Linked DNA regions of Mus musculus: regions 1 and 2 are each linked to region 3. The links are chromatin loops, found by intact Hi-C in ENCODE. Cell type or tissue: heart. All regions are shown on one strand. Each heading gives the region's core, and the rest is flanking DNA. Links, peaks and the distances in the headings are about the cores only.

Evidence for each region. A loop is a pair of places that touch in the nucleus more often than their neighbours do. Peaks named below come from ENCODE experiments on the same cell type or tissue, not always from the same donor. Only the 100,000 strongest peaks of a DNase experiment are listed, where the experiment ranks them.
Region 1: a loop joins it to region 3, with 7 times the contacts of the local background. A loop is called at or near these places in 18 of 42 quality-filtered maps.
Region 2: it touches region 3 in a loop (5-fold over the local background); 24 of 42 quality-filtered maps call a loop at or near these places.

What each region holds. Positions count from the first base shown.
Region 1 is chr7:46,006,777-46,014,560 of GRCm38, forward strand. It overlaps Abcc6 (ATP-binding cassette, sub-family C (CFTR/MRP), member 6), which reads right to left. Exons shown (of 31, transcript NM_018795.2): 9 at 7,293-7,470; 10 at 5,718-5,879; 11 at 2,010-2,102. Among named protein-coding and RNA genes, the nearest start is that of Abcc6, 20 kb to the right of the region's middle. In heart, for the core only: a CTCF peak has its summit at 3,033 (motif pointing left); no DNase peak of the experiment used is centred there; H3K27me3 peaks cover 853 bases.
Region 2 is chr7:45,920,883-45,928,666 of GRCm38, forward strand. It overlaps Ccdc114 (coiled-coil domain containing 114), which reads left to right and starts at 3,333. Exons shown (of 15, transcript NM_001364168.1): 1 at 3,333-3,504; 2 at 3,616-3,707; 3 at 7,642-7,741. The coding sequence starts at 3,638. It overlaps Emp3 (epithelial membrane protein 3), which reads right to left and starts at 544. Exons shown (of 5, transcript NM_010129.2): 1 at 360-544. In heart, for the core only: a CTCF peak has its summit at 3,812 (motif pointing left); DNase peaks (open chromatin) are centred at 1,529, 2,269, 2,589, 3,289 and 1 weaker place; H3K4me3 peaks cover 2,323 bases; H3K27ac peaks cover 2,718 bases.
Region 3 is chr7:45,871,155-45,878,524 of GRCm38, forward strand. It overlaps Kdelr1 (KDEL (Lys-Asp-Glu-Leu) endoplasmic reticulum protein retention receptor 1), which reads left to right and starts at 1,686. Exons shown (of 5, transcript NM_133950.2): 1 at 1,686-1,947; 2 at 2,605-2,705; 3 at 2,889-3,047. The coding sequence starts at 1,857. It also overlaps a transcript of Grin2d not described here. In heart, for the core only: a CTCF peak has its summit at 2,446; DNase peaks (open chromatin) are centred at 1,657, 2,117 and 2,687; H3K4me3 peaks cover 2,724 bases; H3K27ac peaks cover 1,789 bases; H3K27me3 peaks cover 1,004 bases.

The sequences.
Region 1 (7,784 bases), core at 920-5,919, 140 kb after region 3:
AGGGTGAGTGACAGGGAGGTGGATGACAGGGAGGTGGGTGACAGCGGAGGGTGGGTGACAGGGAGGTCACAGCAGAGGATGGGTGACAGGAAGGTGGGTGACAGGGAGGTGGGTGACAGCAGAGGGTGAGTGACAGGAAGGTGGGTGATAGGGAGGGTGGGTGACAGCGGAAGGTGGGTGACAGGAGAGGGTGAGTGACAGGGAGGTGGGTGACAGGGAGGGTGGGTGACAGGGAGATGGGTGACAGGGGGTGGGTGACAGGGATGGTGGATGACAGGGAGGTGGGTGACAGCAGAGGGTGAGTGACAGGAAGGTAGGTGATAGGGAGGGTGGGTGACAGTGGAAGGTGGGTGACAGCGGAGGGTGGGTGACAGGGAGGTGGGTGACAGCAGAGGGTGAGTGACAGGGAGGTGGGTGACAGGGAGGGTGGGTGACAGGGAGGTGGGTGACAGGGATGGTGGGTGACAGGAAGGTGGGTGACAGGGAGGTGGGTGACAGAAGAGGGTGGGTGACAGGGAGGTGGGTGACAGGGAGGTGGGTGACAGCAGAGGATGGGTGACAGGGAGGTGGGTGACAGGGAGGTGGGTGACAGCAGAGGGTGGGTGACAGGGAGGTAGATGACAGGGAGGTAGATGACAGGGAGGGTGGGTGACAGCGGAAGGTGGGTGACAGCGGAGGGTGGGTGACAGCGGAGGGTGGGTGACAGGGAGGTGGGTGACAGGGATGTGGGTGACAGAAGAGGGTGGGTGACAGGGAGGTGGGTGACAGAAGAGGGTGAGTGACAGGGAGGTGGGTGACAGGGAGGTGGGTGACAGGGAGGTGGGTGACAGGGAGGTGGGTGACAGAAGAGGGTGGGTGACAGGGAGGTGGGTGACAGCAGAGGGTGGTTGGGGCAGTGAAGAGGAACAAGTTCATCTTCCTTGACTTTCCTGAACACTCTCCTCTCCTTTCATCAGTGCAGGGTCTGCTGTGTAGTCCAGGCTGGCCTCAAACTAACTATCCTCCTGTCTCAGCCTCTCTAATACTGGGATGACGACGGGGGCCTGTTCTCCTCTCTCTCTCTCTCTCTCTCTCTCTCTCTCTCTCTCTCTCTCTCTCTCTCTCTCTCTCTCTCTCTCCCTTTCTCTCTCTCTCTTTGAGGTAGTTTCTCACTAGTAGTCCTGGCTGGCCTGGAACTTGCTATGTAGATCAGGCCGGTCTCAAAGTCACAAAGATCCCCCTATATCTGCCTCCTGTATGCTGGGTTAAAGGTGTGTGCCACTACACCTGGATCAACCGCTTTTGCTTTCATGTGCATTTATTTATTTTGTATACACATAAGCATGTGCGTGCTGCAGGGGGCATTTAGAGGTCATGGGACAACTTTCTCAATTTGGTTCTCTCTGTTCACCACGTGGACTGTGGGATCAAATTCAGGTGGTCAGGCTTGTGAGCAACTGTCTTTACCTGCTGTCTTTATCTCACCAGCCCTTATGGTGTCCTAAACGCCACCTACTGCCCGAGACGCTGAGCCTACCTCTGCCCTCAGTGCTTTGAAGCTTCTAGTCTCACAGCTGTGAGATCTCTGCTAGGAGAAGTGCTGTAGAGATAAAATCTGCAGACGCAGGAGACAGGGCTTGACAGACAAGGCATGGCTGTGTGGGGAAGCAGAGTGGGCAAGGGGGAGAAGAAGGAAGCAAGATCAGGTGACAGAGGCCGTGATGGGGTCGTAGGCTTCGACACTAAGCCATATCAGCAAAGGAGATTTGGTTTCTTTGGCTGCCACACGTCCCCCTGGCTGAGCGTGAAGGGGCTCAGAGTCAGGAGCCATTGAGGGACAACAGCTTGGGGCCACTATGGGAAGGGGCCACGCTCTAGAAGGAACAGAGGCTTGTCCAAGAGTCACAGGTCTGGCAACACAGGACAAGGACAGACCTAAAGCCTCCTCTTGCCTGTCCCTATCTCTGTCACCAACCAGAGACCCATGGTTGTTCCTCTGTCCAGGATGCCTGCATCCCCAAATGCCAAACCTGATGGAAGCCCCTCTTCTTGGTGATGAAGAAGTTCAGAGGGAGGAGGCTCAGGAAGACAGCAACGGCTGTGAGAGCAGAGGGTCCAAGGAGCTGGGGACAGAGGGCAGGGTGTCATGAGACTCCAAGGGTTTGGGTCACCCCACTTCCCAGGGTTGGGAATTCAGGCGTGTGCTGCTGTGCCTGGCTTTTTATATAGGTCACGGGCGTCTGCCCTTGGTTCCCCATGTTTACTAAGTAAGTACTTTGTCGGCTCCCGATCCCTGCTCCTTTTGAATGATTATCTATTGAGGTGACATGGTCACAGCACGCATGTGGAGGTCAGGAGATGACGTTGTAGGGTCAGTTCCCCCTTCCACATTTATATGGGCTTCAGGACCCAGCTTGGGTCTTCAGGCTTGCATCCTCGACAGCAAGCACAGTAATTTGCCCCCTGAGCCATTTTGCCAGCACACTCTCTGTTGCTGAGGCTGACCTAAACCCCTGCTCCTCTTTCCCTCACCTCCCAAATTCAGTTGTTACAGGTATGTGCCACCACACCCACCTCTCAGGGCTCGCTGTTAATCTACCCTCCATCCCACCTCTTAGTGGGGAGTTACCAGTCACCACATTAACAAACAAATCTACAAAGTTGTGGTTTCTGAGCTATATGGGCAGGTGTGTGTGTGTGTGTGTGTGTGTGTGTGTATTTAGTGTAAGAATGTCTCCTGCAATACTAGAGAAGCAGTTATACTGAGTGATTACTCAGTTTATTTAAAATGTCACAGTTAACCTGACACCTGTGTTTTGTTAATCTTTCCCACCAGGGAAATCTTGTAAGGGCCGGTGCCTTTGGTCTAGTTACCTAGGAGATATGGTGGTGGGAACAGACTAAATGTTAAAAAAAAAAAAAAGTCTTATTGTGCTTTTCTGAGATTTCCTCCACCCCAACTCCAGTCTCTGTTTCTCTCATCTCTAATCTCTGGACTACAGTGGGCCAGTTTGGTTTATTCATGCAACTATTCCACCACCTAGTGGCTCAGTGGAGAACTGTCCTGAAAGCCACTGGCAGCCTGAAGTAGTAAGGTCACCCTCCGGGATATTTTCATTTAGCCGTAGCACCCACAACCCACCATCTTAGTAAGCCTGGGGCAGCGTGGTGGTCCTCTGGTGCCAGGGCAGAGGCAGGGTGCAGGGCGTTACCTGTGGCTGCTGTGGTCTCTGATCATTACCAGCCTTGGCCTGCTCAGTGCTCCCAATTGTTTACCACATCCTCCCTCCTTCCCTGTCTTTCCTATGATAGTGGCCAGCTTTTCAACACTGCACACAGGTGCTGCTTGAATGCCTGTGTGTGCTTGCTGACCACCTACTGTGTGTAAGCCTTGGAATATTCAAATGTCAGTGTTCACAAATAGACTTCTAGCTGAGCATGACAGCTCACATCATTAATTGCAGCGACTCCTGAGGCTGAGGCAGGAAAAGCACAAACACCAGCCTGTGTTTACACCGAGGTCAAGGCCAGCTTTTTAGTGAGACCTTGCCTTGAAATTAAAAAAAATATATATATAAATATTTATATATAAACATTGTATATAGCCGGGCGTGGTGGCACACGCCTTTAATCCCAGCACTTGGGAGGCAGAGTCAGGCAGATTTCTGAGTTCGAGGCCAGCCTGGTCTACAGAGTGAGTTCCAGGACAGCCAGAACTACACAGAGAAACCCTGTCTCGAAAAAAAACCAAAAAAGTAAAAAATAAAATAAATAAACAAACATTGTATATAAATATATCTATATTATATAATATATTATATACTATATAAATATATCATAAAACATATGGTACTATATGTAATAATATAAATTATAACATTATATATAACATATTATATATAATATAATATATAAATATATAGTATTTATATATTATATAATTGTTATATAAATATGAAAATATGTTTTTTAAGGACCAAAGATGTAGCTCAGTGGAAAACTGCTTGCATGGCATACACGAGGCACCACAGAGATAAATAAGGAAACTTTCAATGGTGGTGATGGCTCCCCTCACATATCAGATGGCAGCTAACAACACTATGCAAGTGAGCACTAGGTACTGTGCAAAGCACCTTAGATACACAGCCCGAGAATACCTAATCCAAAAGTTGGAAACTAAGTTCCCCAGATTCTGAGAGCACCAACACGATGCCACATCGGGGAATTCATGCCTCATCTTACCCTGGTCACAGGCAAGATGCAGAGGGCTGTTAAAGGCATTGCTCAAAATGGCCTTTGGGCTATGCCAATAAGGCACCCACAAACCACATAGACTTTCTTGTTAAACTCAGCTTATATTCTCAAGCTCTCAAATTCATGTCTACCATTCCTGAATCCATACCCAGAGCCCCGCTGGACCCAAGTGATTGCATCAGACAGAGGCTGCCCCTCAGACAGAGGCTGCCCCTCAGACAGAGGCTGCCCCTCAGGCAGAGGCTGCCCCTCAGACAGAGGCTGCCCCTCAGACAGAGGCTGCCCATCAGGCAGAGGCTGCCCCTCAGACAGAGGCTGCCCCTCAGGCAGAGGCTGCCCCTCAGACAGAGGCTGCCCCTCAGGCAGAGGCTGCCCCTCAGGCAGAGGCTGCCCCTCAGACAGAGGCTGCCCCTCAGGCAGAGGCTGCCCCTCAGGCAGAGGCTGCCCCTCAGGCAGAGGCTGCCCCTCAGGCAGAGGCTGCATAAACTCTGTCAGGTTCTCTGGGTCTCACCCATGTAGAACCAGGAGCCTGCTTTTAGTTATCCTCTGTTCTTAGAACCAAGGAATTGTAGCACAGGGAGGGTGAGTTAGTAGTGTGACGTTTAACAGCAAGTAAATGGTAAGAGCAAGATTTAAACCCAGGCAGCAGTCCATGCACAGCCAGAGCCAATAATAATAATAATAATAATAATAATAATAATAACAATAATAGTGATAATAGCAGATGCTTTTGTATCATGAAGCAAAAGGAAGAAAAGGTTTCCCGGCTGATGCCATGGCACTGTGCTTTCTGCACGTGGCGGCAATTCTTCCCCGGCACTATGTTTCAGCCTTGTGTTGGTGAGCATGGTTCAGCGGCACCAGCCACTCCAAAACATAACGGATTCGCCTACTGAGTTCCCCGAGAACCCACTGAGAATTGGTAATAGTAAGGATCCCATCTGGGTGGGCACACGCCTGTAATCAGGCACTTACAAGGTGGAGGCAGGAGGATAGAAGCTCAAGGCTAGCCTCAGCTATGTCATGAGTTTGAAACTAGCCAGGGTTACACAAGGTCTTGCCTCAAAAAACCCAAACCCCAACCTGAACCAACCTAAAACCCCAAAGTGAACTCATCCACATTATCATCAGCATTTTGAGAAAGAGAAAGAACTCAGTGCTGGAGGGGGCTAGCCTGGGCTTGAACCTGAGCAGAGGTCACTCTAAGACTCTTCACTTTGTATCAATTTACAGATGGAGACTGGGTTTAGGGAGGAGGAGGAGGGAGGGGAGGAAGAGAAAGAAGAGGAAGAGGAAGAGGAGGAGGAGCAAGGGGAGGAGGAAGAGGAGGAGCAAGGGGAGGAGGAAGAGGAGGAGGAGCAAGGGGAGGAGGGAGAGGAGGAGGAGCAAGGGGAGGAGGGAGAGGAGGAGGAGGGAGAAGAGGAGGAATAGGAGGAGGAGGGAGGGGAGGAGGAATAGGAGGATATGGAGGCCCAGATCCACACCTGCCACAGGTAGACAAAGCACACAAAGATCCACAGGAAGAGCAGCCACAGCCCGTTGAGGTAGATGATGCTCTCGGCCAGCCGCTGGATGTCCACCGACACCAGGTTGACCACGTCCCCTGCTGCGCTGGACTTTCTGGAACCACTGGACAGGACCAGGACCTGGGCCGGTGTGAGGAAGAGGGACATGTGAGGAGGGAGGAATGGGAGTGGGCACTGAGTGCAGGCCCAGCCTCAGTTTACCACCTATGCAGTGAACCTGTAAACTTTCCCAAGCTAACTCCCAGGGTTGGGCATGGGGATCTGGGGGGACACTGTAAGTAAAAATTACAGAAAGCTAGACCCGGGTGATCTGGGCTCATTTGCCCCCTGTGCTAGGGATACCCATGTCTGTGCTGAGAGCAGCCTCCTCTCCTCAGATGTCAGGGACAGATGCAGGCTACACTGTACTGATGCTGGGGTCACTCTGGTGACTGCAACCAGGCCTGTGGGTACACTGCATGGACCAGCTGTTAAGAAGTGAAAAGTGATTCCAGGATCAATGTGGACCCTATTTTACAGCTAAGGAAACTGAGGCGCCGAGAAGCGAAGCAACTTGCCCTGAGTCAGAGTCAGAGCCAGAGACCCATAGGCCAGGAATTCAGGACCCCTAAGGCATGGCACAGACAGGACAGGGTGTTAGATTGTCCCAGCCTGACCTTCCTGACCATTACTGCCTCCAGTGCCTCTTTCTCCAGTGGCTTCTGATCTGCCAGCTACTGAGGTCTCAGGACCCAGCGTGAGGAACACTGGCTCTTCCTGCCTGCTCTGTGCTGTGTGAGAGTTAATGTGATCCAAGGTGTAGAACTCCCCACTCTGCAAGTCTTCACAGAGGGCCAGCTGCAGCCCCACCCACGGGGACTTCCCACCCCTGCTGCCTCCTGAGAACTTCAGTGGAGCCAGGCTTGTTGGCACAGCTGGAGTTTGAGTGACAGAAGCAGAGCTCAAAGATGTTTATAGTTCCTTTCAATGGGCAGCCATGCTAAGAGCCAAGAAGGCGTCTCCCTGGGGGTCAGGTTACGTCAGCCCTCTTCTGAGGATCAAAGGCTGCCTTGCAGGGCAGGCTGTGTTTCCTCTTGAGCTCAAAGCCTTGGAGACTCACAAGGGATGTAAGCATCCTGGCGGGACTACAGGTTATCCTGTGTCCCTCCTCTGCACAGGCAGGCTAGAGAAACAATGGATACCTGGAAACTGCCATTTCCCCAGGAGCCCCACGCTGGGAGAAGGAAAAGACTGAAGCCGGGGTGCCAGAGAGGAGCTTGTCTTGGGAGAGATCTCACAGTGTCTTAACAACTTGCCAGAGACAGATGGTTGGGGCCACCCCCAGCCAGAACTGCATAGCTACACATATCTCTTATTCTCACAGTCAGGATTCCAGAGAAAGACTTAGGGGGAAGTCACTGTCCCTTGCTTGTTTAATTAACAGATTGGAGAAGGTACCCAGATCAGGGCCCGATCACAGAGCGTTAACCAAGGAGGTAGGAGGACAGGAGACTAGGCCGTATGGATGCTCACACTCCCGCCCCTGGCGCTCACCTTTCTGTACACCAGGCCAGTGATGGCTGTTCGCAGCCTCATCTGCAGGACCTTGGCTCTGTACATGTGCTGCTGTTCAAACAACGTCTGTAGGCAGGCTGCCGCGAACATCAGCACAGCTAGGAGCCAGCCTGTCCACGCCGAGGAGTTGCGGTCACCCATGAACTCCAGAAACAGACTGGGATGCAGGAAGAGGGACAGCAGTGAGGCCTAAGCCATCTGGGTGCAGGGTCATCGGGGTCATGACCTCTACCCTGTCCATGTTTCTTTTCCATGTGACTTTTTTTTTTTTTTTCTTTTTGAAACAGGGTGGGGATGGAGGTCGTGTAGCTCAGGTTAGCTTCAGACTCACTATGCATACCATGAGCTTGAGTTTCTGATAGGATACGGGCATGTAGGTGCTAGGGATCAAACCCAGAGCTTGGTTGACAAACACTTGACCACTGAACCGACACAAGCTGAAGCCCTGGTTTGGCTCTAGTTGGGGCTAGG
Region 2 (7,784 bases), core at 920-5,919, 51 kb after region 3:
ATTTGCAGCAGGGAGGGTGTGGTCTGAGTGGAGAGACCACCTCCTACCACCCTTCAGTGTCCAGAGAACTCAGCCAGCCCTGGGAGCCCTCCTGCACCCCTTCATCTAAGAAGGGAGTGGAAGACCCCAGGGAGAAGCCACAGGACATTCTTCATGGTGGGCTCTGTTGGGACAAGTCTCATAGACAGCTCTAAGCTCTCCTGTATTCCCACTACAAAGGCTGAGAGATCAGTTCTTCAATTACCAGTCTCCTCTGGAGCTAAGAGTGGAGGGTCTCTTCCTGCCTAAGGTGCCCCGCCCATGGTGCCATGCCGCCCAGTAAATAAAGCCCCATCTGAATAACGGATTGAAAAACTTACCGAGAGTTGCTGAAGAAGTCAGAGTTGGAGTCTGTCCTCGTTGGGCCTCTTGCCCCGCCCTTCTGCTCCCTCCTTCCACTCTGAGGCCCCCGCCTCCCTCACCGCCTTCCTCCCACCCTTTAATACCCACCCTTCTCCGTCTGCCTTCTCCCTCCCTCCCTTTCTCTCTCTCCTCTGGTGGTTTTCTGCTTCTCTCGACTCTCAATATATACCAACCCTTTTATATCCACTTTAGCCTCGCCCAGCTGAGGTCTCCAGTCAGGGGAGGGCACGAAATCTTGGTTCCTTATTCTCTGCCCACCCAGTCACACAGAAGGCATGTTCTGGGACCTCCTTTCAGGGCTCAGATGAGAAGTCCTTGAGGCCCTGGGGTGGAGCATGTTACCTTCTTGGACTGGATGCCTGCTCTCTTTGATGAAGTTTGGGGCAGAGTAGATGACACAAGAATCTGTAGAAGGCCAGATCCTGTGACACAGATCAAACTTTGGGCTGGCTCATGGCAGGACAAAAAGTATGAAATTACGGGAAGGAGCAGGATATAGCTTTAAAGAATGCCAATGTTGCCATTCCATGGTTGTGTGGCCTGGGATAGATTATTTCACTTACTTGGGCCTCAGTTTGCTAATCTATATAGTGGGTATAATACACAGTCAATAAAGAAAATAGACGGATGGCAATAATGACTAGGTGGGCAGATGCTAATTTAAAAAGGATAATCCTGGAAAGCTTCTTGGAGGAGGTGCTATTTGACCTGAGTCATTTGGATACTAGGGAGAAAATGTCCCAAGCTTTGAGAAGAAACGCTGGCCGTTTGGAGAGCAGACAGAATGGCCAGTGTGTCTGGAGCACAGAGAGCGTAGGGTGTGGTGAGCGGGACAGCAGAGGATTCACTTGGAAGTCATGGAGGAATCAGGATTTTACTGTAAGTGCTGTGGGAGGCCATTAGAATTCTCACAGCACTCTAGTCCCAGGGTTATAGTGTGAACTATCATTTATTCTCAGAGTTAGGGGCTGTGGGTGATGAACTAGGACTGATGAAGTTAGGGCTGGGGATCTGGATGATGGTGCTAGAGCTGGGTGTGATGACCTAAGCCTGCAGGGGTGAGTGACCAGCTGGCTTGGGGATTGCGAGACTGGGAGCTGGGTACCACACAGCACAGCCTCTGCAGCATCCATTGGCAGTGTGACCATAGGCGTTACTGATGACGTCTCCACTATTTTCCTTCATCTGTAAAAGAGGGATAGCATCGCGGCTAGCTTAGATCTAGAGCAGTGCCTGGTAATACTGTACAACTTAGAGCGGGCTTTGGAGCCCCGAGTGGAGTCGAGGGAACTCTGGCTCTAGTAATTGGAGAAAGGGCAAAGACTTGAGGCCAGTGCGTCCGGAAGCTAAAGTTTGGAATCTTAAATGAGGATGGATGGAGGAGGGGGACAGAAACAAGGGGAAGTCTAACTCTGACCCTGGAGAGAGTAGAGAGTGGGTCACTGAGGACAAAATTGGGGGGCTGGGATGGAAGCTTGTACTTCTCCATGATTGCAGGGACAGGAGGCTGCATCCCAGGCCTGGGAGGAGTGTGGACCAGGAGCAAGGAAGCTCCACTGGCTGAGAAGCCAGCTGGGATGTTTTAATATTCCTTGAGAGTTGAAAAAGTTCGGTACTTGGGGTGCCTAGGGGAGGCGTTTAGGGAATCCCCAACAATAGTGCCCAATAGAAGTGGAAGTATCTGGAGACACTAGAGGTAGGGGTGGTGGGATCTCCCCTGCCCAAGCCTCTAAGGAGCGCGGCATCGCAGCACTTCCTCCCACAGGAAACCGCAGGCGTCGGGCACACCCAGCCTTCAGGCAGTGGCGTCCACAGCCCGCTTGCAAGAGGACCACGTGGGATGAAGAGCTTGGCCAGATGGGACCGCTGGAGGTTCCGCCCACTCCCACTTCCGGCTCTGCCCTGCGTGGCCCCAAACCGTTGGTTGCGCATGCGTAGTGAACCTGTGTAGGAACTGAGATCGTGGTGAGCGTTCCTCCAAACCATGAATTTCCCAAATAACCAGTCCAAGGCACGCACTTCTTGGACCCCGAAGGACCCTGCCTAGTCCCAAAGTCTAGTCTTCTAAACGTTTCCCTTCAGTTTCCACTGCCCATAGTCCCGAGCCCCACGAGTGTCCCTCCCAGGCATTCAAGTCAATCTCCAGCACCTCGCTTGGCTCTTTTTAAATAACAGGGCCCGCCCCGCCCCCAAACCCAAGGCCCCGCCTTCTCACTAAACTCGCCGGCCGCTCCCTTCTAGTCCCCGCCCCTTACAGACCGTGAGCATCTCTCCCCTATAGTTAACGCTCTGTACAGGACTGATGCCACCCTCTGCTTGCAATCCTGCCCCTTATAGCATCCGAGCCCCTCCTCCTTTTATTAACAGCCTCTGGCTCCGCCTCTTAGTACTACACTTTCTCCCCTCCCCTTTTACAATGAGATCTTCCCCAGGCTCCGCCCTTGATCCTACCTATGCTCCTCCCCTTCCCCGCTCTCCTAACCTCCACTCCCTTGACTCCCCTGGCTCTTTCTATGGCGGGGATTCTCAACCTTTCTAATGCTGCGTCCCTTTAATATAGTTCTTTATGTTGTGTTTACCCGCCCTACCGTAAAATTATTTTTGTTGCTACTTCATAAATATCTGTAGTTTTGCTACAGTTATGTATTGTAATGCAAACATCTGTGTTGTCCGATGGTCTCTGGTGACTCCTTGTGAAAAGGTCGTTGGAGGCTACAACGGGGTCGCGACTCACTGGTTGAGAACCGCTGTTCTCTAGGGTCTTCTCAGCCCTGCCCCCGCCCACTCAGGCCCGTCTTCTGGCCTGCCCCTGCTCTGGCCTGGCCTCCTCTGGGTCCAAGACTAAAGTTGGCTGAGTCTTCCACTGATCTCTCCTGCCCGCCCCTTCCGCTGTCCTCAGGCCTTATTGGCCCCTTGTCTCCCCAGTAACCAGACTACAACAGTGAGAGTGGAGCTACAGCGACTGGTCAGGCACTCAAGCAGGTAGAACCTTGACCTCGCCTCCCACCCCACCCCAATCCGGCCGGGGTTCCGAGGTGCGGAGAAGCTGCCCAGGGACCGAGTCTGAGTCAAGCCGCAGGGTCCAGATTGTGTGTTTTTGGGGTGAGCGATATCCCAGTAGTCCTTGAAGGGTCGAGGCTCAGAGAGGCCGCAGTGCTGTTTGGTCGCTCTGTGCGCTGGCTTGCGCTCTCTGAGGCTGGTGTGCCCTTGCAGGAGCTCCACCGCTATGTCGAGGATGCGTTTGGGTCCACCCACCAGGAGCGCCCGCTCCGAAGAAGGAAGCGAGATCTTCCTGGAGGGATCAGGTAATTCATGATTCCCCATCTCCTCCGAAGTTCCTTTTCTGTTCTCAGCTTCTTCAAGTTCCAGAGCCAGGGGTGGGAGGCCTCCCAGGAGCGCCCTCTCCTGGGGGCAGATTCGAGCCCAAACAGGGGGATCTTGGCCTGTGGTGGGGCCAAGCCAGGCAGTGGGATGTCTAGGCAGACATTGGACTTCAGGAGTGGTTTGAATGGGGTCCAGAACATCCAGAAGAGAGCTAGGGGAGGACCCGTGAGATGGCTTACCTAGTAAAGGCTCTTGGCACCAAACTGACGGCCTGAGTGCCACTCGGGAACCCAGGGGGTGGGAGAAGAAAAGCAACTCCCTTGGGACCTTCCTACACTAAAACAGAAAGAGAAAAGGACTGGTGTGGCGGCACACATCTTTCATCTCTGCTGGGGAGGCGGAGATAGTTTGAGACCAACCAGGGCTACATAGTAAAACCCTACATAGTAAAACCCTGTCTCAAAAAAAAAAAAAAAATGGCTAGGGTGGCTGGGGTAGGAGTGTGGACATGGTTTGGGTCAGTTCTCAGCTGAGGGTGGGAAGCTGGTAGGAAAGATTGAAAGGATGGTGTAGTGGTTTGTATCTGCTTGGCCCAGGGAGTGGCACTATGAGGAGGTGTGGCTAGTTGGAGTAGGTATGGCCTTGTTGGAGAAAGTGTATCACTGTGGAGGTGGGCTTTGAGACCCTCTTTCTAGGTGCCTGGGAGTCAGTCTTTTCCTGTTTGCCTCTGGAAAAAGACATATATAGAACTCAGCTCCTCCAGCACCATGCCTGCCTGGATGCTGCCATGATGGACTGAACCTCTGAACCTGTAAGCCAGCCCCATTTAAATGTTGTCCTTATAAGAGTTGCCTTAGTCATGGTGTCTCTTCACAGCAATGGAAACCCTAACTAAGCTAGAAATTGGTACCAGGAGTGGGGTATAGCTTTGCTAGGTCTGACCATGATTTTGTTTGGAGGAATGTGGATTTGGGGACGTTTTGGAACGCAGTGGAATGCTTTTAGTGGGGCTTCAAGGGCCATCCTGGTAGGAACATAGAAGACATTGGTGCTGAGGATGAGTTGAACTGTGGGGGCCTGGCTCAAAAGCTTTCAGAGAAGAATGTGAGTATATGGCCTAGAGACTTTTTTTGTGGTATTTTGGTGAAGAATGTGACTGACTTTTGCCCTTTTTTTTCTGAAGAGTCTGCCTGAGGCTAAGGCGAAAGTGAAGAGAATCAGATTAAATTGCATTGACAAAGGAAGTCTCAGAAAAGCCCAGCACAGACTTTGTCCTCTGGTTCACTCTCATGAAGAACATTTTGATCAACCATAGCAAGCTTAAAAAGAAAAATTTCAAAATTTTTATTAATTGTGTATTCAGGTGATAAAGGGACACCAGGAAGTGAAATGGAGCTGAATCTTGTGCTCAAGGAATAAGCAGATGAAGGGAGTGGTGACTTCAGGGCACAATCTCACCTAACGAAGCTGACTGTTTGTGTTTGCAGTTGAACAAGGAATAGTTATGTCATGTTAGATGTTATTACCTGGTTATTGTTTTCATTTGGGCTTTTAATCTGGCATGAACTACAATCCAGAAATTGAGGGCATACTTGTGGATCCAGATTTTGAGGCGTAGTGACCATGAAATCTTAGGCCCAGCCTTGGTGCTATCTGCCTTTCATCCCAGGAGACAGAGGCAAGCAGATCTCTGAGTTCAAGGCCAGCCTGGAACACAGTAAGTTCCAGATAAAGAAAAGCTTAAGTCCAGGCACGGTGGCACAGGTCTTTAATCCCAGCATTCAGGGGACAGAGCCATGCAGATCTCTGAGTTCAAGGTCAGTCTACAGAGCAAGTTTCAAAACCACTAAGCTTTGGCACTGAAGGAGTTAGAAAACAGAAAGCTGGTGATAATGTAATAGAACAAGGGGACATGCTTCAGCCTCTGCAAGCAGTAGGACTGGGCAGCTTTGGACATGTGGCTTTGGCTTTAGAGTCAAGACTAGAAGGGACTACTGGGACAATTGATGCTGGTTAGCTGGGGCTAAGAAATTAGTGGTGCTTAAGAAGAGGACAGCAGGGCTGACAAGATGTCTCAGTGGGTAAAAGCATTGACTGCTCTTCTGAAGGTCCCGAGTTCAAATCCTAGCAACCACATGGTGGCTCACAACCACCCGTAATGAGATCTGACACCCTCTTCTGGTGTGCCTGAAGATAGCTACAGTGTACTTACATATAATAAATAAATCTTTAAAAAAAAAAAAAGAAGAAGAGGACAGCATCATTGAGGTGAAATCTTCTGGGAAGTGTTTTCTGAGAGCACAAAAAAGCTGTGTTCCAGAGATAGCCGAGGTTGTACCTTGTGCTGGTAGCTAGACTTGGTAATGTGTAAGAGTCACCCAGGTGGTACTAGTTTTGAAGGCATGAAGGGGTCATGAAGAGCAGCTGCAGTTTGGCACTGTGAGAGACCTTGGAAGGCCATTGGTGAAGGTGCAACCTCAGATGCGGTTGACTGACCAGGACTGAAAGGGTCATGCAAAGAATTTGAGGCTTGGCACCATAAAGAGAGCCTATGAGAGGCTGTTGGTGAAGCCTAGTTACAGCAGAAGACTCCAGTGTATTGGAGATGTCAGCACCATGGGATGATCACCAAGCACAGCAGCAGCAATGGAGTGGAGTCAACCAGAGCCTAGAGTGCTACAGAGAGCAGAGCTGGAGATGTGATCCAAGCCCTTTGGAGGAGCCCAGAAGATCATGTGGGGATCCCAGACATTGGAACAAGAAGCTGCAAAGTTGAAGTTGCCTTGGAGACCCCAAGATGTTTGAAATGCCAGGGAATACCTTCTGAAGAAAGCTGCTAACAGGGAGTGGAACCAGCCCAGGAGAAAGAAGTTTGTTGCAGTCAACAAAGCAGAGAAGAGTTGGAGATCTGAAGAACACTTTGACATAGAGATGTAGAGTTTGGAGTTTGCCCAGCTGGCTTTTGATCTTGCTTTGGGATTGCAGTTAAGTGATTGGATGCACATCAGACGAGACTTTGAACTTCAGGCTTTTAACATTGTTGAGACTGTTATAGACTATGGGGACATTTCTAGTTGGACTAAATGTTTTAGTGTCATGCTGTGTCTAGGTGTGGTCCCCATAGAATCATGTGTTTGAACAAGCCTAGGGGAGTCAGAGAGTAGAATGTGGTGGTTTGAATATGCTTGGCCCAGAGAGTGGCACTATTAGGAGGCGTGGCCTTCTTGGAGTAGGTATAGCCTTGTTGGAGGACTTGTGTCACTGTGGGGGTGGATTTTGAGACCCTCCTCCTAGCTGCCTGGGAGTCAGTCTTTTCCTGTTTGCCTTTGGAACAAGATGTAGAGCTCTCAGCTCCTCCAGCACCATGCCTGCCTGGATGCTGCCATGCTTCTTGGTATGATGATAATGTACTGAACCTGTGTGCCAGCCCCAATAAAATGATGTCCTTTTTAAGAGTTGCCTTGGTCATGGTGTCTCTTCACAGCAATGGAAACCCTAACTAAGACAGATGGGTATGGCAGGCTCTTCTGGCCTTAGACTGAGGCATCTAAGAGGAAGGAAGGGACCATTCTGGGTGTAGGAAGTCCTTGAGGATTTTGTAGGGAGATGAGTGGGAGGCTGGGTGAAGCCCAGAGGATAGTAGGAGAGAGGCCACTGCAGTCCAACAGAAAGCTAGGAGGGAGCCTCTTTCTCTAGTCCCAGGTGTTTTAGACCAGGGGGCATCCTTAAGCCAGAACAGCTGGGATGGGAATGGGTCAGTTTGACTACTGGGAACACAGGGACTGAGATGAGGTTCCATAGGATGCCAGGGCTGGGACTGGGGTACAGTTGTAGTTTTTGAGATCCTAAAGGGACCCTCTGGGGAGATCTGACAGTCCTGATCCCTTTGAGTCCTTTGCCTGGTCTCATCCACAGTGGATGGGGAGCTCAGCCGCCTGCAACGGCAGTGCAAGATGATGGAGTTGGAAAGGCGGGCATACAGCAAGGAAGTTCATCAGCGCCTCAGGAAGCAAGTGTAAGCTGGGGAAAAGAACAGAAAAGGGACTTCTGAGCCCTGG
Region 3 (7,370 bases), core at 119-5,118:
GAGGTAGATGGACAAGGACACCACCTGGTACAGACAGTTTGAGACCTAGAGAGAGGGCTGGGGTCACTGTCACTTGCCCCTTCCCTCTTCTGCACTTCAGCACCCGCCATACTAAGACCCAGCCTGTGAATTTTATGGCTGCAAAGACAGGATGCATGCTGTCTCTCTTGGAGCCAGGAATCTAGACTCCAAGTCCCTTATCCCTTGGACCCAGTTGTCCAGATGCCAGCCCACCTCCCTCATACCCAAGGGACTAGACCCTAGTTCTTTCCCTCTAGACGGATGGGGCTGGATCCCAGTTCTCCTACCTCAGACTGTAGCCCTCCCCTTAAACCTATGGGGCTAGGCTCCCAGTCCCCTCCTCCCTCAGACCTAGATGTCCATACTCGACCCTCTTCTTTCAGGCCTAGGTGGCCAGACTCTGGCACCATTTTCTGTGACCTAGGGGTTAGATCCCAGCCATCCTCCCTCCAAACCAGGGGTCCAGAATCCCTGGATTCCAAGTTGTGGATCTTCTATTTCAGATTTGGGGTCCAATGCCTGGCCCTGTTCTCTCAGAAGCAGGAATTTAGATAACAGCCCTCCTTTCGAAGACCACAGATTCTCCCTTAGTCCTTCTCGATCATACCTGGGGGCCAGGTCTTGAGCAAGTTCCTCACTGAGGGACCACTTGATGAGTGAGGGACTAGTCTCTCACAGCTCTGAGTACACAATTCCCTGGAGGAAAACTGCTTCCTTTGTCACAGACACAGTAATCCTAAACTATAACCCTACTTTTGAGGTTCTGAGGTCCCATAAAGTCACCTGTCCATCTTGCCTCTGGTAGGACAGTCCTTAGTATCTAACATTGGGAGGAGTGTGCTTCAGGATTCCCGGGTCCCTGAGAATGGAAGTTGGAGGTGGAGAAAGAGAGGTGGAGGAGGGGAAGAGAGAGGGAGAATATGAATGTGTAGAGGCGCTGGGACCTAGGCCTGTAGCAGTCGATTGGAGCCCTGCTTCTCGTGCCCTAAGACCTGGGAAGACTCGGGTCATGACAGTTTCTGAAAGAGCCAGGACCTGGCATTTTGGGTCTTAGAAGGAGGATGGAGTTATGGGTGTAGATTCCCAGGTCAGAATGTTGAGCAATAAAGTAATTGTTGGGGATAGGATTGTAGAGGCGGTAGGCTCAGTCAGGATCCCCGAGTGTGTGGCAGTGGGGCCTGGGTTTTCTAACTGAATTGGGACTAGAGATCACAGACAAAGCTAGAAGTCTACCCTCTTAATCTCCAGGATTCTTGTTGTTGTTACTATTAGTATTAATAATTTGTGCAGGAATAGACTGTCACTGTGGAGCCCTAGGCCTGGAACTGGGGGGTCCCTCTGCTTCATCCTCCCAGTACTAAGATTACAGGCTACACCATCACCCAACACAGCACTAGGATCTTTAGATTCAGAACTCAAACTTCAGGATTCCTGTTTAAGGGCAGAGGTTAGACGAACTCTCTACAGTTCCTTACTAAAGAGAAGGCACCTGGGAATGTGGGACCCTAAAGACCCTTCCATCAGTTAGTAGGCTTATTCGATACGACTCTGCAAAGCAGGTTGCAGGCGCCAGAGGGCGCCAGACAGTCAACCCGCCCTTGGGGTGGCGCTACAGCTCAGACTCCTCCCTTCCCACCTCGGCCCTCCTCCCTTTTCTCCCAGCCAGCTTTACCACCAGCTCCGGCCTCGGCTCACCTTCCAGAGCCCCTTCCCCGGAGCTGAGCTACCGAAGGGCTTCTCTCCCGCCCTCAACCCAGCAGCACCGCAGCTCCGGGGCAGCCCGGCCGGCCAGCCTCCCCCCCCACCCAGCTCAGCCCTGCCCGAGTCCCCCAGTCATGAACCTCTTCCGATTCCTGGGAGACCTCTCCCACCTCCTAGCTATCATCTTGTTACTGCTCAAAATCTGGAAGTCCCGATCGTGTGCGGGTGAGAGGCCCCCCCGCGGAGAGGGGGCGGGAGCGGGCCGCTCTGGGGCACCGGGAAGGCTGGAGCTCGGCAGGTCAGAGTCCTCCCGGACTGCCTGCTGGGGATCACTTTTCTAGTTCTAGGGTCACCAGGGGGTCAGCTCCTTTCCCTAGACTAAGGGGTACACATAGTTTGGTGGGGGTGGCTTCGGGCGTTCAGTTCAACCTTCTGCAGCACCCTTTGGGACAGCTCTGGGTGTTCCGGGGCTGGGAACCAGGAGCCATGGCAGGCGGGGAGGTGGCTGGGAGTTGGTGACGTGGACTGTGGAAGGCCAGGAAGGGAGCGGGAGGAAGGTGACCGACTGGGAGGCTGAAGTCAGGCAGGGCTCTCCCTAGGTCCCAGTGTAGGTCTAGACTGTCAGGAGGACCTGAGGGAGACAGAAGGACCGGCGAGGCCTAGCCTGGGATAGAGCCTCGGTCTCTAGTATTTTTGGAGCCGGCTGCCCCCTGCCTGTGGATGGTGGAAAAAGGGCCGAGCTCAGGCTTAAAGGCCTTGGGGAATCGCTGTGGTCTAGAGCTCCAGCCGGCTGGCCCAGGCGCTGCATGTTAGTTTATTATTGCCCCAAGTAGCCCACCTCCAGCTCCCTCCACCCTGCCCTTCGTTCTCTGTCTCAACCAGGCATTTCAGGGAAGAGCCAAGTCCTGTTTGCTGTGGTGTTCACTGCCCGATATCTGGACCTGTTCACCAACTACATTTCACTCTACAACACCTGCATGAAGGTAGAGTTGCAGTCAGCCCCCTGTGGCAGGGTTCCAGGCCAGGGATCAGGGAGGAGTCACCAAAGAGGCTTGGGCCTAGACATATGGTCTGAGGGAGGTGGCTGGGGAACATGATTTCTCTCTCCCTCACCGTGACCTGAGGCCCTACCTGTGAGCTGAGATGCCCTGTTACCCTCTTATCAGGTGGTCTACATAGCTTGTTCCTTTACCACGGTGTGGATGATCTACAGCAAGTTCAAAGCTACTTATGATGGCAACCACGACACTTTCCGGGTGGAGTTCCTCGTCGTTCCTACTGCTATTTTGGCTTTCCTGGTCAACCATGACTTCACCCCTCTGGAGGTAGGTTTCTGCTGGGCCTGTGTGGTGGTTGGGTAGAGGCAGAGTATCTGACAGGAGGCCCTGTCAGGTGTCTTCCTCTACACAGCTTGCTAAGGCCTAAGTTCGTCGGTGGCAGACACTGTGAACATAATCACAACCCAGCATCCCATTTGCTGCTCTGAGCAGTTAATGTACCTGGCGTCTAGAGTGGCACCCCTTAAGTCGTCTGAATGTCCAAGGGCACCTAGTCCAGCAAGAGCTGGGCTGATGAGGGCTAGGAATGGCAAGCAGAGCTCTGCGGTGGGGCCACGTGAGTTTAAATCCCAGTTACACATCCTATTTTTAGTTTGTTTTTTTTTTCCTCTCAGGAAGTGTTGGAGATAGAGTCTAGGGTCTTATGCATGCGAGGCCGGTGCTTTCTTCTGGAGGCACTGTCAATTATTGGTTTTCTAAGATAGGGGCTGGCCTAGAACTTACAGTCCTCTTGCTTCACTGCTTGGATTATAGCTGTCTGTTATCTCCCCTGGTTGGGAGCCCCAATTTCTACTATAATGACTTCAGCCTCTTTGCCTCAGTTTCCCCATTGTAAAATGGTCATGAGAGGGTCACTGGGTTCAGGGTTGCCTGGTGGTTATATGCAGAGACTCTGGAGCTGAGGTACAGGGACTGGAAGCTTGCTTCTTCAGCTGGACAGTGGTGGGACTATGGACCAGTGTACACCTGGGCTTTTTGTAAAATGGGGAAATGAGGGGATGGATAGATGGCTAAAAGGACACACAACCAAAAGGACAAGAGGAAGTCAGTCCCTGCCTCTTAGCATCCTTCTGTAAGGTGCAGGATGGAGCCTAGGCCCTGTGCACCACTGAGCGCTCCAGCCCTCTCAGCTGTGATGGGAGGTTAATGTGTTTGAAGTGGTCTGGTTTGAGATGGGAAAGGACTGGTTAGCATTTGCTGAGGACCTGGCTAGTCTCTATGGTACTTCCACCTCCAGCTGGTGGGTGTTGTGATTTTTAACCCTTTGGTGTTTTGGTTGGGTCTGTATGTGTTCAACTCTTGCCTCATGGGCTGGTGGGAGTCATTAGCTGGAGCCCCTCCCCTTTGCAGCCCACTCCCATCTTACAGGGAGCCGCCCCTGCGTGGTCAGACAGGCTGCGGTTTTCAGCAGAAGCTGAAGTTTGGGAGTCCTCGGACAAGATCTAGCTTTAATGTTTTAGCTACATATTCAAGATACATTTCTTTTTCTTTCCCTCTTATTAAGTCACCATGGAGATTGTCATGGTGGGGTATTTGGGAAAAAAAATTTTTTTTTTTCTTTTTTGTTTGTTTTTGAGATGAGATTTCTCTGTAGCCCTGTCTGCTCTGTAGACCAGACCAGGAGAAAAGTTTTCAATTAGCAATAATTGCACCTTGGATAAACTTCATTGACTATGATACTCCCACTGTGCAAAGCTCAAAATGTGTGAGTAAAAGCACTGTGCAGGCTAAAGTCAGCCTAGGCCCATGGGCCCCTGAAGCAGCAGAGGGAGGGTGGCTGTCGTGCTGGGAGCCCAGCTAGACCCTGCCTGCAAATGGGCCACTACCACTGTGCTGCATGGGCATTACCTAAACCGTCGAGTTACTCCCTACCGCAGCCAGCTTGGGGTTACTGGACTCATTTCCCAGGTTCGGAGACTCACTAAGGTGGGATAGGCAGAGAGGGTGACTGTCTTCTGTTCTCTGAGTCTGTGCTAGTAAATAGTGCACTCTAAGAGGGGAAAATAACTTTTAAGACATGATTCTGCTGTGTAGGCCAGAATAGCCATCAGTTAAAACCAATACTCTTGCTTCAGCCTCCCAAGAGCTGGGAGGGGTACAAGCCTGTACCACCATCGCTCTCCCGGTGCCTGTCTTCAATCTGGGGCAGAAGCAGGTAGATCTCAGCCAAGAACACACAGTGAGACCCTGCCCCCCAAAACGAATGAATGAATGATTAATAATAAAAATAAATAAAACAAAATAAAGTTCAGATTCGGGGCTAGAGACAGCTCGGCAGTTAAGAGTATTCCCTGCAGAATTTGGTCACTTTAGGTCCAGGGGTCCTGTGCTTTCTTTCTATCCTACACAGGCACCCAGTGTATATGTGGCATTCACTTATACAGACATACACAAAAATAAAAATAAAAACAGATCTTAAATTCATGGGTCTGGAGAGAAATGATTAAGAGCATTTCAGAAGCACGTAGTTCAGTTTTTAACATACACATACATATTCGATCCCAGTCGTCTCGCTCCAGGTCCAGGGGACCCAGTACCCTTTCCTGACCTCCACGGCACCGGGAGTGACCATAACATTCATACACATTAACTTAAAACATGTACCTGACCCAGCACTCAGGAGGCAGAGGCCGGTGGGTCTTTGGGTTCAAGGACAGCCTGGCCTGTGAGTCAGTGTCTGTCTGTCAGTCTCTCTTTCTCATACATACATACAAAATAAAGGGAAAAAAAAAATCACAGTAGCACACATGAAGTAAATCTAAAAAAATTAAAAAATAATTGAGATATCAAAAAGATAAAGTGCAGTAGGCCTCTGTGTGTGTGTGTGTGTGTGTGTGTTTGCTGTGCTGTGCTTCAGTCCCCCAGGGTCCTCCAGGGATGAGGGCCGAGTGCTGGTCAGCCTAATGGGTCTATTTCTTGAAAGGCTGCCTGGAGGAGTCAGGATAGTCAAGGGACTAGGCCTGGCATCCTGCTGCTGGGAGTGGGCTCTTAGCCCTTGGGCCCTAGTTTGCTCATATGTATACTGAGGATTATAGCTGGACCCACCTTGAAATATTACAGCTGGAGCCAGTTAGTGTCCCATGGTGTAAGAGAGGTTCCTGGGTTGTTACCAGCATGTTCTGTCTTTCTCAGTTCCTTCCTTTAAAACCAAACACCTGGGGAGAAGCCACAGCTGCCACCCGACAGTGTTCTCAGAGGGGAGGTTTCGGGCATGCTGCTGATCGAGCGAGTAACCCAGGTGGGACTTTCAGAGAGCAGGCCGTCACAGAGGCTGTGATGACCTGGTCATCAAGGTGGCTGTCCGTGCTCCCTTAAGGTTGGCTTATGCTGTACGTGGGCATCCTTCATAGCTACTCACCCTAGGTGGCTCATCGCCTTCCCCGTTCAGGAGCTGTGTCTGGTGCTGAGGACCCTGGGGTGAACAAGACACAGGTTCCAGGCCTCATAGGAGTCACAGAAAGGAGCCATGACAGGATGGCGTGCCATGTGCAGTGGACTAACTAGCATGTAGTGATAACAGCAGGTTCCTGGGTACAGCACCGGCCTGGGCTGTGTAGTCGGCTCCACATATGCAAGCTAAACGTACATACACATAAATTTTTTCTTAAACATTTTTATGTGTATAGGTGCCTTTGAGTTTTTATTGTTGTGAAGAGACACCATGACCAAGTCAACTCTCTCTCTCTCTCTCTCTCTCTCTCTCTCTCTGTCTTTTGAGATAGGGTTTTTCTGTGTAGCCCTGGCTGTCCTGGAACTCACTCTATAAACCAGGCTGGCCTCGAACTCAGAGATCTGCCTGCCTCTGCCTCTGCCTCCCAAGTGCTGGGATTAAAGGCGTGCGCCACCACTGCCCGGCCGGCCCAAGTCAACTCTTATAAAGGACAAACATTTCATTGAGGCTGGCTTACAGCTTCTGAGGTTCAGTCCTTTATCATCAAGGTAGGAAGCATGGTGTTAGAAAGTAGCTAAGAGTTCTATGTCTTGATCCAACTGCAGCCAGGAGAGGACTCTCTCCTACACAGCTAGGAGGAGGGTCTCAAAGGCCACCCTTACAGTGATATACTTTCTCCAACAAGGCCACACCTCCTAGTAGTTGCTACCTCCTAATAGTTGGCCTAGTACATTCAAACCACTACATTATACTCCCTGGCCCCATAGTCAGTTAAAACATAAGAGTCTATGGGGGCCATGCCTAGCCATAGCGTAATACAAAATATATTTATCCAACTTCAAAAGTCCCATACTCTATATAACAGTCTCAACAATATTAAAAGTTCAAAGTCTCTTCTGAGACTCATCTAATCACTTAACTATAATCCCCTATATAATCAAAATTAAAAAGCAGATCACATACCTCCAACATCACAGGATATATATTACTACTCCAAAATGTCATAGTGAGGAAATACTGGACTGAAGCAAGACCAAAAAAAAAAAAAAAAAAAAAAAAAAAACCAGCTGGCCAAACTCCAAACTCTGCATCTCCATGTCTGATGTCAAAGCACTCTTCAGATCTCCAACTTCTTTCATCTTTGTCGACTGTAAAAAACTACTCTCTCTTTGGCTGGTTCCACTCCCTGTTAGCAGCTT